2 separate regions of the Homo sapiens genome follow, and region 2 is linked to region 1. Evidence: read pairs that join two places in POLR2A ChIA-PET (ENCODE). Cell type or tissue: A673. All regions are shown on one strand. Links, peaks and the distances in the headings refer to the core of each region. The heading gives the core; the rest is flanking DNA. Region 1 overlaps CCDC124 (coiled-coil domain containing 124). Region 2 overlaps FCHO1 (FCH and mu domain containing endocytic adaptor 1).

The links. Peaks named below come from ENCODE experiments on the same cell type or tissue, not always from the same donor. Only the 100,000 strongest peaks of a DNase experiment are listed, where the experiment ranks them.
Region 2: POLR2A ChIA-PET joins it to region 1 with 6 read pairs; 7 of 35 experiments call an interaction of 5 or more read pairs at or near these places.

What each region holds. Positions count from the first base shown.
Region 1 is chr19:17,936,154-17,940,539 of GRCh38, forward strand. It overlaps CCDC124 (coiled-coil domain containing 124), which reads left to right. Exons shown (of 5, transcript NM_001136203.2): 2 at 257-426. The coding sequence starts at 268. Among named protein-coding and RNA genes, the nearest start is that of CCDC124, 5.3 kb to the left of the region's middle. In A673, for the core only: a CTCF peak has its summit at 2,273 (motif pointing right); a DNase peak (open chromatin) is centred at 2,288.
Region 2 is chr19:17,760,042-17,764,427 of GRCh38, forward strand. FCHO1 (FCH and mu domain containing endocytic adaptor 1) reads left to right here. Exons shown (of 29, transcript NM_015122.3): 5 at 2,721-2,812; 6 at 4,334-4,386. Among named protein-coding and RNA genes, the nearest start is that of FCHO1, 11 kb to the left of the region's middle. In A673, for the core only: no CTCF peak of the experiment used is centred there; a DNase peak (open chromatin) is centred at 2,610.

The sequences.
Region 1 (4,386 bases), core at 291-4,290:
CTCGGCCTCCCAAAGTGCTGGGATTACGGGTGTGAGCCACCAGACCTGGCCTAAATGAGCTCATTTGGTGTCATGATGTGAATTTTGCCTTAATAAACTTTTACAAGGAGAGCGCTAAGTCCAAAGCCCTTGTTTTATACAGAGAAGGCCACAGAGGCCCCAAGAGGGTCATGGCTGCCCAAGTGTGATTCTGGGGGTGCTGAGTGCCGATGTCCCCTCCGGCCCCTGCTCCCCCATCCCCATCCTCTTCCCGCAGCCTGCTGAGGGATGCCCAAGAAGTTCCAGGGTGAGAACACCAAGTCGGCAGCGGCCCGGGCACGTAGGGCAGAGGCCAAGGCGGCCGCTGATGCCAAGAAGCAGAAGGAGCTGGAGGATGCCTACTGGAAGGACGACGACAAACACGTCATGAGGAAGGAGCAGCGCAAGGTGCGTGCACTCCGAGTCCCCGCGGCCCGCATGCCTTGTGGCCAAGGCCAGTGGTCATTATGTCAATGTGGGTGAATAGCGAGAGGGCCCTCTGAGCTTTGGTCTGAAAGGCCAGGAGGGACCAGGCGCTGTCGCTCACGCCTGTCATCCCAGTACTTTGGGAGGCCGAGGCAGGCAGATCACCTGGGGTCAGGAGTTCAAGATCAGCCTGGCCAACATGATGAAACCCTGTCTCTACTAAAAATACAAAAATTAACTGCGTGGTGGCGCACACTTACAGTCCCAGCTACTCTGGAGGCTGAAGCAGAATTGCTTCAACTGGGAGGCGCAGGTTGCAGTGAGCCGAGGTCTCCCCGCTGCACTCCAGCATGGGCAACAGAGCGAGATTCCATCTCAAAAAAAAAAAAAAAAAAAAAAGAGGCTGGGCAGAGTGCCTCATACCTGTAATCCCAGCACTTTGGGAGGCCGAGGTAGGCATATCACCTGAGGTCAGGAGCTCAAGACCAGCCTGGCCAAAATGGTGAAACCCTGACTCTACTCAAAATACAAAAATTAGCCAGGCATGGTGGCAGGCTCCTGTAATCCCAGCTACTCGGGAGGCTGAGGCAGGAGAATTGCTTGAACCCAGGAGGCGGAGGTTGCAATGAGCTGAGATTGTGCCGTTGCACTCCAACCTGGGCAACAGAGTGAGACACTGTCTCGGAAAACAAAAAGCAAAATGCCAGGAGGCACTGGAGATGGCAGAGGGGAGGGAGGCAGAGGAAATGGTGTGTGGAAAGGCCCTGGGGTGGCACAGTCTTGCTTGTCTGTGGACAGTGAGGCTGTCATTGCTCTCTGTGGATGTTTCTCTCCTTTGAGTAATGTCAGGGTTGGGCTAGATGGTCATTCTCACCGTGGAGCTACTCTGCCCCTGAGGACGCTTGGCAACACCTGGAGATGTGTTTGGTTGTCATAACTCGGGGAGAGGGGGTGTTGCTGGCATATAGAAGGTGGAGACCAGAGATGCTGACACTCTAGAATGCACAGGACGCCCCCACAGCAAAGAATGAGCCAGCCCCAGATGTCAGCAGTGCTGAGGCTGAGAAACGCTGTGATCAGGCCCCCATTTCCAACCTGTTGACCCAGGTCCACAGGTTCTTCTAGGTGTTTATTTTATTTTTGTTGTTGTTGTTGAGACAGAGTCTCCCTCTGTTGCCCAGGCTGGAGTGCAATGGCGCGATCTCAGTTCACCGCAACCTTTGCCTCCTGGGTTCAAGTGATTCTCCTGCCTCAGCCTCCTGAGTAGCTGGAATTACGGGCATGTGCCACCATGCCCAGCTAATTTTGCATTTTTAGTAGAGATGGGGTTTCTCCAGGTTGGTCAGGCTGGTCTCGAACTCCCAACCTCAGGTGATCCGCCTGCCTTGGCCTCCCAAAATGCTGAGATCACAGTCCTGAGCCAATGTGCCCGGCCCAGGTGTTTATTTTTTAAAAGCCGTCGTTTGGCGTGGTAGCTCATGCCTGTAATCTCAGTACTTTGGGAGGCTGAGGTGAGAGGATTGCTTGAGGCCAGGAGCTCCAGGCCAGCCTGGGCAACATAGCAAGACCCCATCTCCACAAAACATGTACAAATTAGCCATGCATGGTAGTGTGTGCCTGTGGTCCCAGCTACTTGGGAGGCTGAGGTGAGAGGATCACTTGAGCCTGGGAGTTCAGGGCTGCAGTAAGCTATAATCGTGCTACTGTACTCCAGCCTGGGCAACAGAATGAGACTGTGACTCAAGATGAATCAAAAAGCCCAGGGCCAAGCACCATGCTTCATTGGTGTCTGGGTTGTGGTTTAGGGCTGATGCTGACCTGCTTGGCCCAGTAGGTGGCGCCAGTGACCCATGCTAGCCACAGCTCCTGGTTTCCACACCCTGGGTAGCTGAGACACTGGCCCTCTAGGCAACCCCCCAGCTTAGGGGCTGCTATCCTGACAACATGCCCAGTTCTTGGGGGGAATCTGGACATTCCCACCTGTTTTACCCGTCATCTTTTTTTTGTTTTTTTAAAGACGGTCTTGCTCTGTCACCCAGACTGGAGTACAGTGGCAGGATCACAGCTCAATGCAGTCTTGACTTCCCGAACTCAAGCAAGCCTCCTGCCTCAGCCTCCCAAGTAGCTGGGACTATAGGCGTGCACCACCACGCCCAGCTATTGTTTGTATTTTGTGTAGGGGGTGGGGGTCATCTCACTGTGTTGCCCAAGTTGGTCTCAAACTCCTGGGCTCAAACAGTCCTCCCACCTCAGCCTCCCAAAGTGCTGGGATTACAGGCATGAGCCACTGCACCTGGCCTCCCATTGTCTTTCTGTGAAGGGGTAGATCCTGCCTTGTTTTTAGCACACATTCAATGTCCCTGGCTTTCTTCCAGCCCCACCCCTACCCACCCTGCTGCACTGGGTCCATGGAGATATTTATAGTTTGGGGGTTGGGGGATCATCAAAATTTTGACACTATAGGAAAGTTGAAAACTCAAAAGGAAAAACAATGTCTGTCAAAGATGCAGTATCCATCCGGGTGCGGTGGCTCACGCCTGTCATCCCAGGACTTTGGGAGGCCGAGGCAGGCGGATCACCTGAGGTCAGGAGTTCGAGACCATCCTGGCCAACATGGTGAAACCCCATCTCTGCTAAAAATAAAAAAATTAGCTGGGCGTGGTGGCGCGCACCTGTAGTCCCAGCAACTCAGGAGGCTGAGGCACAAGAATCACTTGTACCTGGGAGGTGGAGGTTGCAGTGAGCCGGGATCGCGCCACTGCACTCCAGTCTGGGTGACAAAGCAAGAGTCCATCTCAAAAAAATAATAAAATAAAACAAAAAGATCCAGTATCCAGACAGAATCCAGAGACCTTTCCGCCCATAGTGTCAAGATCATTGGCTTAATCCTCCCTGTGGCCTGCGTCTTGGCCACTGGGGTTGGCCCCATCCTCTGGATGAGGAAATTGAGGCAGAGAAGGCAGAAAGCCCAGATCACGTGGCTATGAGGAAGAGCTGGAGCCAGACTGGCACCTTCTCCTTTGTTAAGAGGCTTTTTTTTTTTGAGGCAGAGTTTCACTCTGTCGCACAGGCTGGAGTGCAGTGGCGCGACCTCGGCTCACTGCAACCTCTGCCTCCCAAGTTCAAACAACTCTCCTGCCTCAGCCTCCCGAGTAGCTGGGATTACAGGTGTGCGCCACCATGCCAGGCTAATTTTTGCATTTTTAGTAGAGATGGGGTTTCACCATGTTGGTCAGGCTGGTCTAAAACTCCTGGCCCCAAGTGATCCTTCCACCTCGGCCTCCCAAAGTGCTGGGATTACAGGTGTGAGCCACCGCACCTGGCCTTTTTTTTTTTTTTTTTAGACAGTCTCTGTTGCCCAGGCTGGAGTACAGTGGCGTGATCTCAGTTCACTGCAACCTCCGCCTCCTAGGTCCAAGCGATTCTTTTGCTTCAGCCTCCCAAGTAGCTGGGATTACAGGCATGGCACCATGCCTGGATAATTTTTGTATTTTTAGTAGAGATGGGGTTTCACCATGTTGGCCAGGCTGGTCTCCAACTCCTTACCTCAAGTGATCCGCCCACCTCGGCCTCCCAAAGTGCTGGAATTACATGCGTGAGCCACCGCCTCTGGCCTGTTAAGAGATTTGATTAAGGGACAGCAAAGCATGCCTGTCCTAGGAGTGTGGGTCAGAAAGCATGTACCTCTGAGCACACCTGTATTGCATGCATCCGGGACAAGGTATGGAGGGGGTTGGACAGGCAATTGGGGCCAGGTGGTGAATAGCTTAGACTTCACTTAGGGCCAGACAGGAAGCCACTAGACCCTATCATTGAGCATGAAGGCCACCACTGACAGTAGGTTAGCAAATAGGTGTGGCTGCATGCCCATAAAACTTTACCAAAGGGGCCGGGCATGGTGGCTCACACCTGTAATCCCAACACTTTGGGAGGTCAAGGCAG
Region 2 (4,386 bases), core at 115-4,114, 180 kb before region 1:
GCCATCTTTTTTTTTTTTTTTGCATTGGGGGACAGAGTCTTGCTATGTCACCCAGGCTGGAGTGCAATGGCACGATCTCAGCTCACTACAACCTCTGCCTCCCGGGTTCAAGCGATTCTCCTGCCTCAGCCTCCGAATAGCTGGGGTTATAGGCATGTGCCACCACGCCTGGCTAATTTTTGTATTTTTAGTAGAGACGGGGTTTCACCATGTTGGCCAGTCTGGTCTCGAACTCCTGACCTCAGATAATCTGCCTGCCTCGGCTTCCCAAAGTGCTGGGACTACAGGTGTGAGGCACCGCGCCCGGCCTGATTACCATTTTTAATGGACAGCTTAGTAGTGTTCAGGCATGATGCCCTTCCCAGGTGACAGAATCTGGCCGGCGTTAAGATATAGTTGTTGCCTCATTTTTTCCTACTCCTTTCATGCGGCAGAGGGTCCCAATTTTCCATTGAGAGTGGCAGAAAAAGTTGCCCTTTAACATAAATGTCTTTGGGGAAGAAGCATAAGCAAATTTAAAACAAATGCTAACTATTAATAACTAATGTTACGAATTAGCAAAAACTAGAGTGGCCTTTGGGGCTTTGGGGAGCATTGACATGGATTATCTTGCTGCTTGTATCATCTCCATGTAAGAGGCAGATGTCTCCCAGGCTGTAGTGTAGTGACATGATTTTGGCTCATTGTAACCTCCGCCTCCCGGGTTCAAGTGATTCTCCTGCCTCAGCTTCCTGAGTAGCTGGGATTACAGGCACCTGCCACCATGCTTGGCTAATTTTGCATTTTTAGTAAACACGGGGTTTCACCATTTTGGCCAGGCTGGTCTCGAACTCAAGACCTCAAGTGATCTGCCTGCCTCAGCCTCCCAAAGTGCTGGGATTACAGGGGTGAGCCACCGCGCCTAACCTCCCTGCCCCATCTTAATGAGGAGCTCCTAAAAGCTCAGAGGGGGCAGTGACTTGCCTGGGTCACACAGTGCAGCCCTGGCCTCCCCCACCATGACAACCCCAGAAATTGGAGTAAAGAGATTTTGTGAAGGCATTCGCAGGCACCAGGGTAGAAATACTCAGTTCCCAGTGGCACTAACAGGTAACAGCAGAATCATTTGTTTATTTATTCAACGAACTCAAATGCCCTTTCTGTCTCTCATTCTGTGCTGGGCTTTGGTGGGTCCTGGGAGAGAACTCAAACCTGGACCCTAATTTGGGTTCTCATAGGCGGAATTTCCATGTTGACAAGAACAGAAAACACAACTACAGTGACTTAAGCAACGGGGACTGTATTGGCTTATAAGATCAAATGATTATGGGGGAATGTGGCTTTCAGGGTTGGTTTGATCCAGCAACTCAATTTAACACACTTTTTTTTTTTTGTAGCTAGTATAAATGGGATCACTTTCTTGATTTCTTTTCAGCTATATTTTATTAATGGTGTATAGAAACGCTACTGATTTTCATGTTGATATTTGTATTTTGCAATTTAACTGAATTTGTTTATCAGTTCTAGGAGTTTTTTGGTGGTGTGTTTAGGCCTTCCTATACATAAGTTCATGTTGCAAAGAGAGACAATTTGACTTCTTTTCATGTATATACATATATATATATATATATATACACACACACTTCCCCCCCGCCCTGAGACGGAGTCTTCCTCTGTTGCCCAGAGCTGGAGTGCAATGGCGTGATCTCGGCTCACTGCAACCTCTGCCTCCCACGTTCAAGCAATTCTCCTGCCTCGGCCTCCCAAGTAGCTGGGATTACAGGGGTGCGCCACCATGCCTGGCTAATTTTTGTATTTTTAGTAGAGACAGGGTTTCTCCATGCTGGCCAGGCTGATCCCAAACTCCTGACCTCATGGTCCGCCCGCCTCAGCCTCCCAAGGTGCTAGGATTACAGGCGTGACCCACTCCAATTTATTTTTATTTTTATTTCATTCATTCATTCATTCATTCATTCATTTATTTTGAGACAGTCTTGCTCTGATACCCAGGCTGGAGTGCAGTGGTAGGATCTCAGCTCACTGCAACCTCTGCCTCCTGGGCTCAAGCAATCCTCCTGCCTCAGTCTCCCAAGTAGCTGGGATTACAGGCACGCGCCACCACGCCTGGCTAATTTTTGTATTTTTAGTAGAGACGGAGTTTTGCCATGTTGGCCAGGCTGGTCTCGAACTCCTGACCTCAAGTGAACCACCCACCTTGGCTTCTCAAAGTGTTGGGATTACGGGCGTGAGCCACCGTGCCCAGCTCAACACACTTTTTTTTTTTTTTAAATATAAAAGCCCTCTGGTTCAGCTTCTTTCTAAGGTTCACGGTTTCCATTTGACTTCCAGTATCCCCTGTGGCCACATAATTCCTCATTTATGGAAAGACACAAAGAGAAAAGGGGAGGAGACTGAGACAGAAACGGCAGAGAGACTCAGAAAAACGGAGAGAAAGACAGAGACACAAAGACAGAAGGAGACAAAGACACAGAACAAATGAGATTCCTCCCCAGCAACTATAGGACAAAAAGAAAATCCCAGGCTTCTCTCTGATTGGACAAATTTAAGGTCCATAGACAATCCCTATGGCCCAGGGGAAATGCAGCAAGCTGATTCGCTCAGGCCCGAACAAGTCCCTACAGCCAAGGGGATGGACTTCTGCTCCTTGGCCACGCCCCCGTTGCTAAGCAACTATGATGTTCTCTCCATCCTTTCTCAATCTCTATTCCCATCCCCTGCAGGGCGAGAAAAATCATGGCTTTGAGGTCCTGTACCACAGCGTGAAGCAGGGGCCCATCTCCACCAAGGAGCTGGCGGACTTCATCCGGGAGAGGTGAGGTCCCCAAGCCCCATCCACCAGAGGCCACGCCCACCATCCTGTAGTCACGCCCACCTAATGGCTACGCCCTGCATGGTCAGGGGCTAGAACCCTGGGGATTCCAGGAACCAGAGGGGCTCGAAAATCCTGGAAATGACCGATTCTCAACCCGGTCAGGCCCATATCTCCTTTTAAACAACAATCACCTGATTTCGAAAGCTCCCCTCCTCAAAAGAGGATGATATAACCTACTCAAGGTTGGAATTTTTTTTTTTGGAGACAAGATCTTGCTTTGTTGCCCAGGCTAGAGTGCAGTGACCCAATCATAGCTCACTGCAGCCTCGAACTCCTGAGTTCAAGAGATCCTCCTACCTCAGCTCCCGAGTAGCTGGGACTATAGGCATGTACCACCACATCTGGCTTTTTTTTTTTTTTTTTTTTTTAAACAGAGTTTTGCTCTTGTTGCCCAGGCTAGAGTGCAATGGTGCAGTCTCGGCTCACTGTAACCTCTGCCTCCCGGGTTCCAGCAATTCTCCTGCCTCAGCCTCCCAAGTAGCTGAGACTACAGGTGCCTGCCACCACGTCTGGCTAATTTTTTTATTTTTAGTAGAGACGAGGTTTCACTATGTTGGCCAGGCGGGTCTCAAACTCCTGACCTCAGGCGATCCGCCCGCCTCAGCCTCCAAAAGTGGTGGAATTACAGATGTAAGCCACTGCACTCTGCCTTTTTTTTTTTTTTTCTTTTTGGAGACAGAGTCTCACTTTGTTGCCCAGGGTGATCTGATCATAGCTCACTGCAGCCTCGACCTACCGGGCCCAAGCGATCCTCCCACCTCAGGATCCTGAGTAGCTGGGACTACAGGCATGCACCACCACACCTATCTAAGTTAAAAAAAATTTTTTTTGTAGAGAAGGAGTCTCATTATATTGCCCAGGGTGGTCTCGAACCCCTGGGTTCCAGTGATCCTCCTGCCTCGGCCTCCCAAAGTGCTGGGATTACAGGCATGAGTCACCATGCCCAGCCTACTACTGTTGTTAATAAAATATATTACGTAAGAAAAAATCTTCTATGAATTTTCAAAACATCCCTCAGAGTGTTGTGTCATCCCCCCATTATGGAAAGCCACTGCTAAGGTGTTTGAGATGGGGAAACTGAGGCCCAGAGGAGCAGTGCCTCTCTCAAGGGTGTCTGAAAGCTTCTTCATCTTTTTTTTTTTTTGCGATGGAGTCTTGCTTTGTCACCCAAGCTGGAGTGCAGTGGCACGATCTCAGCTCACCGCAACCTCCACCTCCTAGGTTCAAGCGATTTTCATGCCTCAACTTCCCCAGTAGCTGGGAATTACAGGCATGCACCACCACACCTGGCTAATTTTTGTATTTTTAGTAGAGACAGGGTTTCACCAAGTTGGCCAGGCTGGTCTTGAACTCCTAACCTCAGGTGATCCGTCCGCCTCGGCCTCCCAGAGTGCTGGGATTACAGGCGTGAACCACTGCGCCCGGGCAGTTTCTCCATCTTTACCTCATTCTCCTCCCCAGGGCCACCATCGAGGAGACCTACTCGAAGGCGATGGCGAAACTCTCCAAGCTGG